Linked DNA regions of Homo sapiens: region 2 is linked to region 1. Evidence: chromatin contacts called from ENCODE Hi-C data. All regions are on one chromosome and are shown on one strand. Each heading gives the region's core, a stretch centred on a gene start or an enhancer-like site at or near the end of the contact. The rest is flanking DNA. Distances are from core to core; before and after follow the strand shown.

Region 1 (6,244 bases), core at 1,805-4,304:
GGAAACAACTTGTCTGAAAATGAAGCCACAACTAGAAAACAGATCCTGGTAACCCGGATTGATGGATCCAGCCCTACCTTAAATGGCAAGACCTAACCCGAGGCTTTTTGCATCAACCAATAAAGTCCTTAAGCCAGTTTGAGTTGGTTTTGTCACTTGCAGCTAAAAGAATTCTGACTCTAACAATGTGACAATAGCAAAAATAAACATAACTGCTTTTGAGGTTTCTAATGGATTTTCCTCCCTATATACATGATTTCATTTAATCCTCACAATTCAGGAAAGCACATATCTATTAACATTAAATTAATATTCATTATTTTGAACACATGCTATGTGGATAAGGGATGAGGAAAGCCAAGGAAGTAATCAACGTGAAATCTCACTTATATGGGAGGGAAGTGGAGGTTACATATCTCAGGGCACTTAACAGATATCATCAAATGAAAGAATAAACAGTGTGTGGGAGAGGCAGTAGGTGATTCTTCATCAATTCCTGGATGAAAAATTAGGAGATAATGAACTCCGAACAGGCAGCCTAATGAGAATGGCTCAAGCAACAGGACATAGAGAGGGAGTTAGGTTAGACATGGGGTTCTTGGGAATTTTCACCTCGTGGGGGGGCGGGGGGGTCGTGCAGCTGTTGTCAGTGGGAAAGGGAAAAAGGAAAAGGCTGAGTTTGGAAGGCAGGGAGGGAGGAGACAATGTGAGTCAGTGAAAAAGGGCCCTTAGAATGACAAGTCTGGACCAGAGAGAGGCTAAGACTGAAAATACAAGTTGGGTAACCACTGGCATACAGATGGCAGTTCAGGCTTGGGCACTGCCCACCAGAGCCTCAGCATGAAGAGAAGAGGGGGAGGCTGGCCACCACCTCCCTCTAGGTAATCGTCATCCTGATGCTGAGCTCCTGAAAACAGGCTCTTTCACTCGCCCCATCTCTTGCTCTTGATTGCAACCCGGCATTCAGGAGGCACCCTGTAATATCTGTGGAGTGACCGACAACACAGCGCCAGGGCACTGAGAAGATCCCAGGGCGCCAGGGACTGGTTCTACAAGGGTGCCCCTCCCGGTCCCCTCCAGCGCGCCGCCAGAGCTGCCAGTCTTGGCTGCTACACGGGAGGCAGCCTCATTATGCAGCTCTCACCTCTTAAATTAGTTCATGCTCTCACATTAGGTGTAATCACAGCTTGCAACGCTTTCTGGGGATGTCTCAGAAAGATCTGAGTTGAAAAAATATTTTTGTGTCATTTTAATTTAAAGTAAAATTGCTGCTTCTTCCCCGCCCCTTTCTTTCCTCCTGGCCCACCCAGCGACCCTGGCCGGCCGTGCTCAACGGGGGCGGGGGTCGGAGGTGAGATTTCCTCCACATAATTCCTTAAACAGCTATCAACTAAGTCTCAAAGAAAAAAAAAAGAGATCTAGAAGCAGAGACGTGGCTGCTGGCGATCCCAAAGCTGGTGTTCGCTCTTGGGGGAGAGCGTACCCTGGGGGAGGCCGGGAGGCCGGGCCAGAGGCTAGCCCAGAGGCAGAGGGCAGGAGCGCTCAGCCGGCGCCCCGCGTCTCTCCAGCTCCCGACGCTGCGCTGGCTCCGCTGAGCACGCCAGGATCAAGGTCGCCTGGTGGGGACCGGAGCGCCAGGAGCCTGTGGGAAGCGTTCCAGCCGGCCTCTGACTGGGATCCGGCGCCGCGTTTCTGCTTTGGACTTGACTGACAGGTCCCCCCGCCCTCCCGCCGCCCTACTACCAGCCTGGGTTCATCCTTCAGGGCTACGTCTACCGCACCCGGGCTGGAAAGCCTGGAGCGCGCCCTTCCTCTCCTCATCTTCTCAGCTCTCCTTTCTCCCTGCCACTTGGCAAAGCTGCATTTTGACTTTCACGTTTTGGACTACGTGTGTGTAGTTCCAAGTCCATGCGTGGCACGAAAATCCACTTAGGGTAAAAATTATTCTCGAAAAATCGCCCATCTCAGGATCTGGTGTCTACACTCAAGGCTAGGAGGTGCAGGTACGGGTGCGTAAAGCATGCCGTAAGGGTGCACAGTAAATAAAAAGTACGGATGCAAAATGTAAATTTTAAGTGCAAAACAGAAAAGCAGTACTCGTTGCCGCCCCGCACGCTGGGTTTTAAGGGGCACGAAGGTGGGCCTCGGCTGCTTTTGCTCAGCCCCGCGTCCTCAGCGCCCGGCCCAGTACCCGGTACTCCGTAGGGGTTCAATGATCTCCCCTGAATAAGTGAACGAATTAACAAATGAATGAATGACCGCTCGATCCGACCTCCGCGGCCGGCAGAGCAGTCGCTGGAGAGGCGGGAGAGAGCGAGAGGCCAAGCTCCACCATCGCGGCCGCCGGCTGGGGCAGAGGGACACGGAGACACTCGGCGCCCCGGCTCCGCACCGAGTCCCCGCGGTGAGTGCCCGCCCAGCAGCTCCCGGGCACCACGTGCGCCCGCCAGAGCCGCGCAGGCCCCGCCCCGCCGCGCGCGCACGCGCCCTGCACCCCGGCCGCCGGGACCCTGAGCCAGGCTCGCCCAGCGCGCCGGCTGCCCTCGCGCCCGCGCCCGCTGGGGGGCGCTCCCCTCCCAACGGGCGCGCCCACAGGCGGGCAGGCGACTCGCAGCCTCCAGCGATTCCACTCCCGACCCCGGGGCGCGCCGCCTCCTACCTGAGGGCCGACGAGTGGGGGCGGGCAGGAGGGCCGAGGGAGGCGGAACAGGATCGAGGCGCGAGGCGGGAGTCGAGAAAGCGAGCGGCCGAGGCGACTCTCAGTGCGCGGACGCGGGCGCGCGCCCGCGCTCCCTTCGTCGACTCACGGCGAGAGCCCAACCCTGCTGCCGCGCGCCACCCGCCTCGCCGCGCCTAATAACAACGGCGCCCGGGGTCAGGTGGCCGAGCGCGGACAGCGCCGCCATTGGCTCGGTGGGGAGCGCGGCGCGTCAGGATTGGCTGGGGGGCGTGGCCTCGGCCGGGGCGGGGGCAGGGCCTCGGAGGGAGGCGGGCCGGGAGGCGGCGGGGGCGGGGCCAGGCCGAGGTCCGCGCCTTTGTGCCCGGCGCGCGCTCTCCGCCCGCTCCGGCTGCAGCGCCGGCTGCATCAATAATTCAGAGCGGCGGCGGCGGCGGCAGCGGCGGGTGCGGGCAGGAGGCGGCGGCAGCAGCGGGACCGAGCAGCAGCGGCTATGCATCCAAGTGCGGCTGGGCAGCCGCGGCACCCCTGAGGCCCGGGAGGGGCTCCGGGAACACAGCGCGGAGGGGACGCTAGTCGCGGAGGGGACGCTAGTCCCGGAGTGCGAGGAAGAGGTGTAGTGTCCAGAGCGGCGGCGGCGGAGCTGCGCACGGAGCTGAGGAGGGGGCTTCGGAGCGGGACTGGGACGGGGGGGGCGGCTGGCGCGAGCAGCCCTGGGGGTGGGGGGCGGGGTGGGCGCCGGCGGCGCGATGCTGGGCGTCCTGGAGCTGCTGCTGCTGGGGGCTGCGTGGCTGGCGGGCCCGGCCCGCGGGCAGAATGAGACGGAGCCCATCGTGCTGGAGGGCAAGTGCCTGGTGGTGTGCGACTCCAACCCCACGTCCGACCCCACGGGCACTGCCCTGGGCATCTCTGTGCGCTCTGGCAGCGCCAAGGTGGCTTTCTCTGCCATCAGGAGCACCAACCACGAGCCGTCCGAGATGAGTAATCGCACCATGATCATCTACTTCGACCAGGTGAGTGTTCCTTCCTCCCGCGGCGTGCAGATTGGGCTGGTGAAGGAGGGATGGATGGAAGACCGATGCCCGGTCCTCTCCAAGGGCTCTGCGGAGGCGCGGGGACGACAGTCCGGGACCGATTCCTGCCCACTCCCCTTCGTTCCCGTCTCGTTATAGGTACTAGTGAACATTGGGAACAACTTTGATTCAGAACGCAGCACTTTCATCGCCCCGCGCAAAGGGATCTACAGTTTTAACTTCCACGTGGTAAAAGTCTACAACAGACAAACCATACAGGTCAGCCGACGCCTCGTGCCGGGCCCTGGCCCCGTAGGGGGGTTACTGGCCTCAGGGGTGCTCGGGCTGTCCGGAGGTGGTAGGCAGAAGTGGCGGCTGCATGTACTTCGGGCTGCTTGGAGGGACAGATAGCGGGGCCTCTCAGTTCTGTGGCTTCAACTGTCCTCTGCTTTCCCTGTCTCTGGCTCTTGGGATCCAGCCCCATCCCCCGAGAGACAGAATTTTCTGCTTCTGCCTTCCGGGCCTCTCCGAAGGGTTCCCTGGATTTCAGGGACTTCCTTGTAACGGCTGTTGTTAGCGCCCCAGACAGCTGCCGCTTGGGAAGCCTTCCCGGACTCCCCAGGAAGCACCGCGACAGTACACCCTACCCCTTGCCCCGGCTCAGAAGCCTGCGATGCGGCTTGCGTGCTTGTCTTCAGCACCACGGACGGGGCCCCCGTTTTCTCCCACTTGTCCCCAATCCCCACCCCGTGCGGACTGTGGGTTTTTGAGCTAGCAGCATTTAGCCCCGGAGGGTGAGGGGTAGAGAGAGGAGGGAGGGAGGGGGCGTAGTGCTACTCTCTCCCGGCTCCAGCCGTGTCCCAGCAATCACTCGCCGGCTCTCCGGGTCCCCAAAGATGTCCAGGTTTCCCTTGGGCGCCGAGAGAGGTGGGACGCACAGCTGGGGAGAGGGCGCGAGGCCCTTGGCTGACGGTGCCACCACAGGGGCAAAACCAGGCGGTGGCGGGCGCGGCTGGATGGGGGAGGGAATTGAGCCCGTGGTTTGGGGAGGAAATACATTGTGCCGCTCGGTGCGAGACTTCTAATCACAAATCACAGTGGCTTCTCCACTGTGTCCTGGCAGCTGGGTCCAGGAGGGATCAGGGGCTTTTTGTTTGTTCGTTTTTGTTTTTCCGGTAGCGCCAGAAGGAGCCTGAGTTGCTGGGTTTTTTTTGTTTGTTGTTTGTTTTTTGAGGCTGAGGGGAAACGGGAGAGAGGTCAAAGGTCTCAGGGCGCTAGAGCCACCTCATGGGTTTATTAAATTGGATCACAGAGCACAGTCGAGATTCGCTTGGCGCGCTCATTTGAGAAACTGGAATAAGAGCAACTCCCGTTTTGGGGACAGGCCCTTCCTGTCACCCAGATGTGTGGTCTTTCGCCCCACTGGAGCCTCAGCAGTAAGCTGCAAAGCCCCTTTTCCTCCATTCGCCCCCCCCACCCCCCACCTCTCCGTGCTTCCAGGCCTTACAGGCTGTTAGCCAAGCAAGGAGGAGGTTCGCTCCACCGCGGCTTCGGTGCCTGCCTAGGTTGCGCCTCTGAAGCGGGCCTTTCTCTTTCTCAGGTGAGCCTCATGCTAAACGGGTGGCCGGTGATTTCAGCCTTCGCTGGTGACCAGGACGTGACCCGGGAGGCCGCCAGCAACGGAGTCCTAATCCAAATGGAGAAAGGCGACCGAGCATACCTCAAGCTGGAGCGGGGAAACTTGATGGGGGGCTGGAAGTACTCGACCTTCTCCGGATTCCTGGTGTTTCCTCTCTGACTGGCTCGTAGCCGGAAGGGAGGCAGGGAGAGGGCGAAGGCAGGAAGGGGAGTGAGAAAGAGGCTGAAATTAAGAGGGCGAGAAAGCAGCACGACTTGAAACTTCCTACATGTTCTCTAACTGTATCTGGGTAAAAAGGTGCGCGCCAGCTGTGGGACAACTTTGTCCATTTCCTTATTAGGAGAAATAAATTTCGCTTAGCTCTGCGCACTCCCATTTCCAAAAATAAACTCGCCTCCCCCATTCCAGTTGCAGTAATCAAGAAAGAGACTGCCTTGTCATTGTTTCTTATCCCCCAACTTCATGTTCCCTGCAATTTATTTAAAGAAACTTTGTATTTCACTACATAATCTGAAATCTTTCTCCCTAGCCCCCTCTGAATCCTTCTGCCTACTGAAATCTGATATATTACACACCCCCAACCTTTTTTTTTTCAGTTTGGAAAGGGGTAAAGTTTTGTTGTTGTTGTTGTTTTGTTTTGGATGGGGAAGGTAGTTTTAATTTGGCAAGTGTTGCTCTTCTTAAAACACTGCTCAAATTAATTAGCTGAAGATACTTAGTATCCTCGGCTGCTTGTTAGCAGAGAAAGGACTCACCTTAGTGGTGACTGGTTTAAAAAATATAAATATATATCATTTGTATACGAAGAACTCTTCCCAGTGGAAACTGGCTGTGTTTCCGTATTTCTATGTTCTATTCGGAGTGATCGTGAAATCTAAGGCTGCTTGATGTTCTGATGCTTGTCAATGCCGTCGT
Region 2 (6,244 bases), core at 2,269-4,768, 1.9 Mb before region 1:
CGCCTCACTTCGGGCTATCCCCATTCGCTATTGCGGATCAGCCCCTAAGTACCAGGCCCTCTGGCGGAACCTGCAAGTCCAAACTTCGCTACCCGGATTCCCCAGTAGTCCCCCCCCCACCCCACCTCCACCCAGAGTTAGGAGGGTGCTACCGCACGTAGAGCGCGCAGGTCTCTGGGGTGAGCAGGGCGCGTGGAGGGACTCCAGGAGTGGCACCTCACTCCCGCTCGCCGCCTACTTTCGACCCGCACAAAAATAAAGAATAACCCCCACTCTGCTTCTGTTTTTATTGATGTATTTCTTTGCATCGCGGCACGCGGAGCCTCGCCAGCGCCCTGACACTGCAGCGCCCGCACCAGCGAACCACGGAACTTGGGACCGAGACAATGGCCCGTAATTGATGTATTGCCATCAACAATAAAGACCAATTCTCCTCTCCCCGCCATTCCGACCATCCCCCTCCTCCCATCCCCCCCTCCTCCACCTCCCATCTCCTTTCCCGGGGCCACCGAGGGAAAGAAAACAAACAAGAAATTAGCGGGGGACGCCAAGCGCAGATCGAAACGCCCGCCTCTACGCCGTCGAGGACGCAAAAAAACGAAAAAAGTTATTAAAGTTTGGATCCCCCAATTTATTCGTCTCTGCTCGCCCATTTTTAATTAAGCATCGCGTAGCTGCTTTTCGCATGTTCATTTCGTTTGGTTGTTTGTTGTGGTGTTTTTTTGGGGGGGGGGAATTTTTTTTTTTCCTACACTTAATCTTAAATCACACGTAGACCAAGTAACAAACACGTGTGAAGTTATTCCCGGGAGCTTCCTGCTGCGCACGCGGCGCGCACCAGGAGAAAAGCTTTGCGGGACCGCCAGCTCCGCTAGGTTCCTGGCTGCATGCGGTGCCCGGGAGGCCCGGACTTTCAAGAAGCCAAGATTGTTAGAGAAGGATGCGGGCGGCTCCAAACACGGGCACATTCCGGGAAAGGAGTGTGCAAGTGCACACAAACGCGTTCGTGTACCTGGGACAGTGTGGATTGGTGGGTGTGCGAGGACCCCTGTTTGTGAGATGGAGGCGGGTGCGGGATTTACACGTGCTCCCGTACACGTTCCCCGGGGTCTGGGAGATGCGAGCCGCTCACACCCCAGGAGTGCGCAGATCCATCTTTGCCGAGGGATCTCTTTAAATATTCAGTGAGAAATAATGGCATTTGAAGCACCACCTATGGAAACATTATTATCTTCATTCTTCAACATCAGCCCCACTGATAGCTTCGTTTGTCTTTTTATCAAAATCTACTGTACCCATCAGGACCTGGCGAGAACGGGAGAGCGAGGCGGAGAGGGTGTGAATGTGTGTGTTAGGGAGTGAGCGAGGGCAGAAGATAAGTAAGAGAAAAGGTGGAAAACGGACGAGCAGGGAGAGAGAAGGGAGAAGTTATACCAATAAAAAAAAATAAAGTCAGCAGATGAAAAACAGAAACATTCATCGGCACACACACACATTTACACCTTAAAAGAAAAGATTTAAGAAGCTAAGAGAAAGGGAAGGGTCCTCTACCGGAGCGCAGTACAGGTCCGGAGTACACGAAGTCGGCTCGGGAGACCGGTGCCCACTTCGCGCGAACCGACCGTGGCACCGGCCAGACTCAAGGGCGCTCGCGAATTGGGGCGTCCTTATGAGCCCTCTCCTTTCCTGATCGTGAGATAGGGCAGGGATTGTGTATCTGCACCCCCCTCCTCCCCCATTACTCAGCCGAAGTTTAGTTTAGTTTAGTCCTTCGGGCGCAAGACTTCGAGAACCTTGGAGCGAGGAGACCCCGAGGCGCGAGGGGAAAGAGCTAGGCTGAGCCGCGTACCGAGTCTCAGGTTCGCGGGCGCCTGAGCCCGGCAGAGGGATCGGGCTCCTGGCTCTGGGCTCTGGGGCGAGGGTAGGGAGGTTGCATCTCAGCTTGAGGGAGATGGTGATAGAGCGAAAAGTTCGGGCGCCGCGCTCGGCAAGTGCCCAAAAAGTGGAGGCGAGCTTCGGCGCCGCCAGGCAGCCTCGGACAGAACACCTCCCCACCGCCCTCCCCCCACCCCGCTTTCCGGCTCTGCGCCGCCACCTCGTCCCGGAAGGCTGGGGCGCGGCCCCCTCCCCAGGGCGGGGTGCCCAGGGGTCCCAGGGACTGGCCCAGTCCAGTGCCGGGTCCGCCCGGGCTGTGTCTCCCTAGGCCGGTGCTCGCTGCTGCGCTCAGTGTGAGCCGCAGCCCCTCCCCTCCCCCCGGCCGGAGCTGAACTCGGAGCCCAGGCCGGTCCCCGCTCTCCGCCCGCCCGGGGCTCTGCGGCGCCACCGCTGCCGCCGCCTCCCCGCGGAGTGACGCGCCCTGCAGCCAACCGGGGCAGCCGGGGGGGAGGTCCGGGAGGGGTCCTGGGCGGAGCCGGGCCGCCCCCTTATCCCACGGGCTCGGGGCTGCTTCTCCCGAAAACTTCAGCCCTAATTGTCCTGGGAATGTCCGAGGTAGAGAAAGGGAGCGAGGGAGCAAGCAAGAAGCTGGAGGATCAGTGCCCCTGGCGGGGAGGGGATGGGGTGGCGGGAGAACTGCCCCTCCCCCCAGCCACAAACCCATCAGGTTCCCAAACCTTTCCTGGATCCTCTTCTCCGCGCCCCCGCGAGCCCGGGATCCAGGGGATGGAGAACTCGGGGCGGAGGAGCGCCGAGCCAGGCGGGAGGGAGGCCGAGCCGTGGGCGGGAGGCGGACCGGCGTGGGGCTGGCTCTTCCCCACTCGCTTATTTTTTTTTTTAATGGGGGTGGGGGTGGGCTGCTTTCTGGTAGCTCTTAAAGAAACGAAGAAACACTCACGAAACGGGACGCCCTCCCCCCTGATCCCGCCGCGGGACTCCCTCCCCCCGCGGGCCGGCGCGCCTCGCCCCCGAGTTGGGAAGTTCGCAGCGCGCCGGCAGCCCGGGTCCCCAGCCCTCGCCGCCCGGCCCCACCCCCCACCCGGGGCGGCTCAATTCCGGGGAGGGCATGCTAATTTGGGTCGGCCCAGCCCGGGATTGTGGGGGGGGGCGAAGGAGGGAGGGAAGAGGGAGGGGAGAGGGAGAGAGCGGGGGGCGCCTGCCGGGGCGCCGGGCCCGCAGTGGAGAGGAGGCCGGCCCCCGGCGGCCGGGCCGCGGAGTCCCGGGCGGTCGCAAAGAGGGTTAACCCAGTGTCGGGCGGCGCGGCGCGCAGAGCCAGCCCCGCGGCCGGCTTATTGGGCCAGCGCGCGGAGAGACAGGGGTCTGCAGCAAATCACGAACTAATTGATTAAGGCGAGCGGGTTTGAATAGCGCTGGCCCGGTGCCAATCGCCTTTCAAAGAGCCCCTCTATGATTAATCGCAATGCATTATTGATAATCATAATTATAGCAGGACACATGCGCGCTGCGCCCGGGGCCGGGGAGCCGGGGAGGGGGCGGGCGGGCCGGCGGGCGGGGGGAGCCGCCGCCGCCGCCGCCGCTCGATTTCCGTAATTTTGAGAAGATTTTTTTTTAGTAATTTTTTATTCTGCCCCAGCTGATGTTTGAGCCAGCATGTCGCGGAGGAAGCAAGCGAAGCCTCAACATTTCCAATCCGACCCCGAAGTGGCCTCGCTCCCCCGGCGAGATGGTGAGTGCTCCGGCCCGCGCCGTGGACACACACACACGCACTCACACTCACGCACACTCGGACCCACTCACACGCGGCTGGCCCCCGCGCCCCCTACCTCACCGCCGCCGCGGCCCCGATTGCTTCTTCCACTCGGCGTAATTTTTTTTTTCTTTTTAATTTTCAATGTGCCTTTGCTGGGCTTTCCCCCGCTGCCCCGGGGAAAGCGAGCACATCTCCCGGCAGGATCTTTCCGGAGTTGTTGGGTCCTCCCGGGGGAAGGAGGGCGGGCATGCCGGCCTGGCTTCTCCGTCCCTGCTTTTCCGGGGATCCCAGCCGCGGCCAAGACCCGGGAGCCCCATGAGGCGTGGGTGCGGGTGGAGGTCGCCCCGGCCTGACCGCACGGGGCCCCTAGCGCTCCCGGCGCCGGCCCCAGGGCACCCGGCCCGGCCTCCGCCGCCCGGCCTTGCTGCCAGCGGTAAGGAAGTTTACTTCGGGCGCTGGGCTGAACTCCGAGCGTGGGGGAGTTCGCTGCGCCCCCCTGCCCCCACGCACACTCCCCCTCGGCCTGCGAGGCAGAACCGGGTGTCTTTGGAGGTTCAGAGCTGCAAGAAGATGGGGACTGGTGTCGGGGCGCCAGCGCCTGACCCGCTGGGGTTGCGGCCGGGGTGGAGAGTGCTGCTGGCCGCCAGTTGTTCCGGAGACGGTGCAAACGGACGGGGAAAGTGTCGGGGTCTGGCTCGCAAAATTTATCTCCGCATCTCTTCCCACAACACTTGCACCCTCTGCCCCCCAAAATCTTTCTGGTCGGTATGCGCCCTCTGCGGATCGTGGTGCTCCCTACTTCCAGGGGGGTCAGGGAAGAAGTCATAGAATAGTTTTCCAGGTTTGCGGGTGGCCAGCCAGAGTGGAATCCCCCCTGAAACAGGGGCACTTGTTTTCTCCGATGGAGGCGACAACTGTGGGTCCCGAAGGGGCTGAACAAGTCCAGAACAAAGTTTGTGTGTGGGGGCTATGGCAGAGAGTGGAAGAGATCCGGGCAGGGAGTTGGGGTACAAAGGGAGGACACCTGGAATCCCTCCTTGCTCCTAAAGGTGTTTCACGGTACCGGCCTCAAAGCTCCCAGGCCTAGCGCCCGAGGCGGTGTAGCGGCGCCCGGACTCGGGTCCCCGGGTCGTCCCGGCACGATGCTGGCCTCTCGGCTGTGGGAGGACGCACAAGGAGCAATCTCGGCGGGGTCTCAGCGGCTCCGGATGCCACTCGGGATGCCCACGCCCTAGGCGGCATTTTGGGGTGTGAAGGAGGGAGCTGGGCCCCGACAGAGCTCCGAAGCGTGACCCTGATCGGCACCTCAGCCCACTAAGCTGCGGCCGCCCGGGCCCCCAGGTCCCCGGCTCGTTTCCCAGAGGCCTGCCTCTCGGTAGAGCTGGGGCACAGTGAAGCGAAGGGACCCCCGCTCCCTTTACCCCTGATGTCGGGAAAGGGGAATCCTGACTTGGGGTCCCTGTAAAAAAATGGAGGACTTGAAATTAATTAAGAAATGCTTTACAATAGCCCTCCTCCCGGCCCCCAGTGTTTCCTCAAGCTTGAATCCTTACCCACGGCCTCTGCGATTTCTCAGTCCGCTGAAAAGAGCCCCTGAACCCCGCTTTCCACCCCAAGCGAAAGCGAGCACGCGGGGTAGATGGAGGTGAGATGACCCAAGGCCGCAGCAGCTGCGCCGAGTATTTTTCCGGGTTTTCTCAGCTTAGTTTCTTCTGCTTCCCGCAGTCACACTCATCTTTCCTAAAGTTTCTGGTGAGACCTTTTGCACCGGAAAACTGTTCAGGTTAACAGTTTGTACACAAAAAAGCAAACTAGAGATAAGAGAGCATTATATAGTGTGTTTTGTAAATTTGTACTGGTTTTCTACATTTAAAAAAAAAAAGTCTCGGCCTTCGAGGAGAAATGATGCGTGGAAGATCTTTGCCTTTTGCCTTCAGTATCAGGAATTTTTAATAGTTAAGTCTTCTCATAAAGCAATAATATAAAAGGAGTTCACTACCTCTTACCATTATTCTTTATTAGTACTATTTTTTTCAATTTAGTTTATTTGAGCTTTGAGGTAAGTTAAGTAACTCAATCAAGTTTCCTTTCTTTCTCTTTTCTCTCCTTCTTTTGATTTCTTTCTCTTCCTTCCTTTCTTTTTTCTTCGCAAAAGCTGGTACATTGTCCTAAAGAAGCAGTAAACTGTTAGGGGCTCCCTAGGAAACACCCCCTCCCAGCCTTCTTTCCTCACCTCTCCCCACCCCCTCCTCTTTTTCTTCAGTAGTAATGGTTTTAGGTTATGACTGTTTTTACATGGTTGAACAATAAGTTTGGGAGAAGTTGCCTAGAGGGTAGATTTTGTAATAGGGTTTCAGGATTTAGTGTGTTGTAATAATATTAGTACACAAGTAATCCTCCCCCAACGCTGGACATACAGGAGGGCCTAACATACTCCAGTTCTTTTATTTGGGAGTAGTTCTGAAATAAATGGCATTGAAAGTTCATGACATAACTCAAGGTTACCTTTTAAAAGTCACCTTTTCTGCAGTGAGTTCAGCAATCTCATTCTTCTCCCCACATATAACCCATACTTCTAGGAGTAGCTGGATTTTCTGT

What was found. Hi-C counts contacts between places; a loop is a spot of excess contacts on that map. Pooled maps may share reads with other maps.
Region 2: a map of naive thymus-derived CD4-positive, alpha-beta T cell shows a loop between it and region 1 (26-fold over the local background). The contact joins the promoter of SALL1 here to the promoter of CBLN1 in region 1. A Hi-C loop is called at or near these places in 1 of 168 maps with a recorded cell type or tissue (naive thymus-derived CD4-positive, alpha-beta T cell), 1 of 37 single-sample maps with no recorded cell type and 7 of 50 pooled maps.

Annotation. Positions count from the first base shown.
Region 1 is chr16:49,278,648-49,284,891 of GRCh38, reverse strand. CBLN1 (cerebellin 1 precursor) reads left to right here and starts at 3,054. Exons shown (of 3, transcript NM_004352.4): 1 at 3,054-3,690; 2 at 3,850-3,969; 3 at 5,291-6,244. The coding sequence starts at 3,427. The coding sequence ends at 5,488. SYNAGE (synapse stability regulating cerebellar lncRNA) reads right to left here and starts at 2,830. Exons shown (of 4, transcript XR_933530.4): 1 at 2,660-2,830. RefSeq lists silencers at 2,401-2,500, 2,871-2,980 and enhancers at 3,333-3,950, 6,028-6,244.
Region 2 is chr16:51,148,544-51,154,787 of GRCh38, reverse strand. It overlaps SALL1 (spalt like transcription factor 1), which reads left to right and starts at 3,518. Exons shown (of 3, transcript NM_002968.3): 1 at 3,518-3,622. The coding sequence starts at 3,547. RefSeq lists enhancers at 1-165, 3,821-4,321.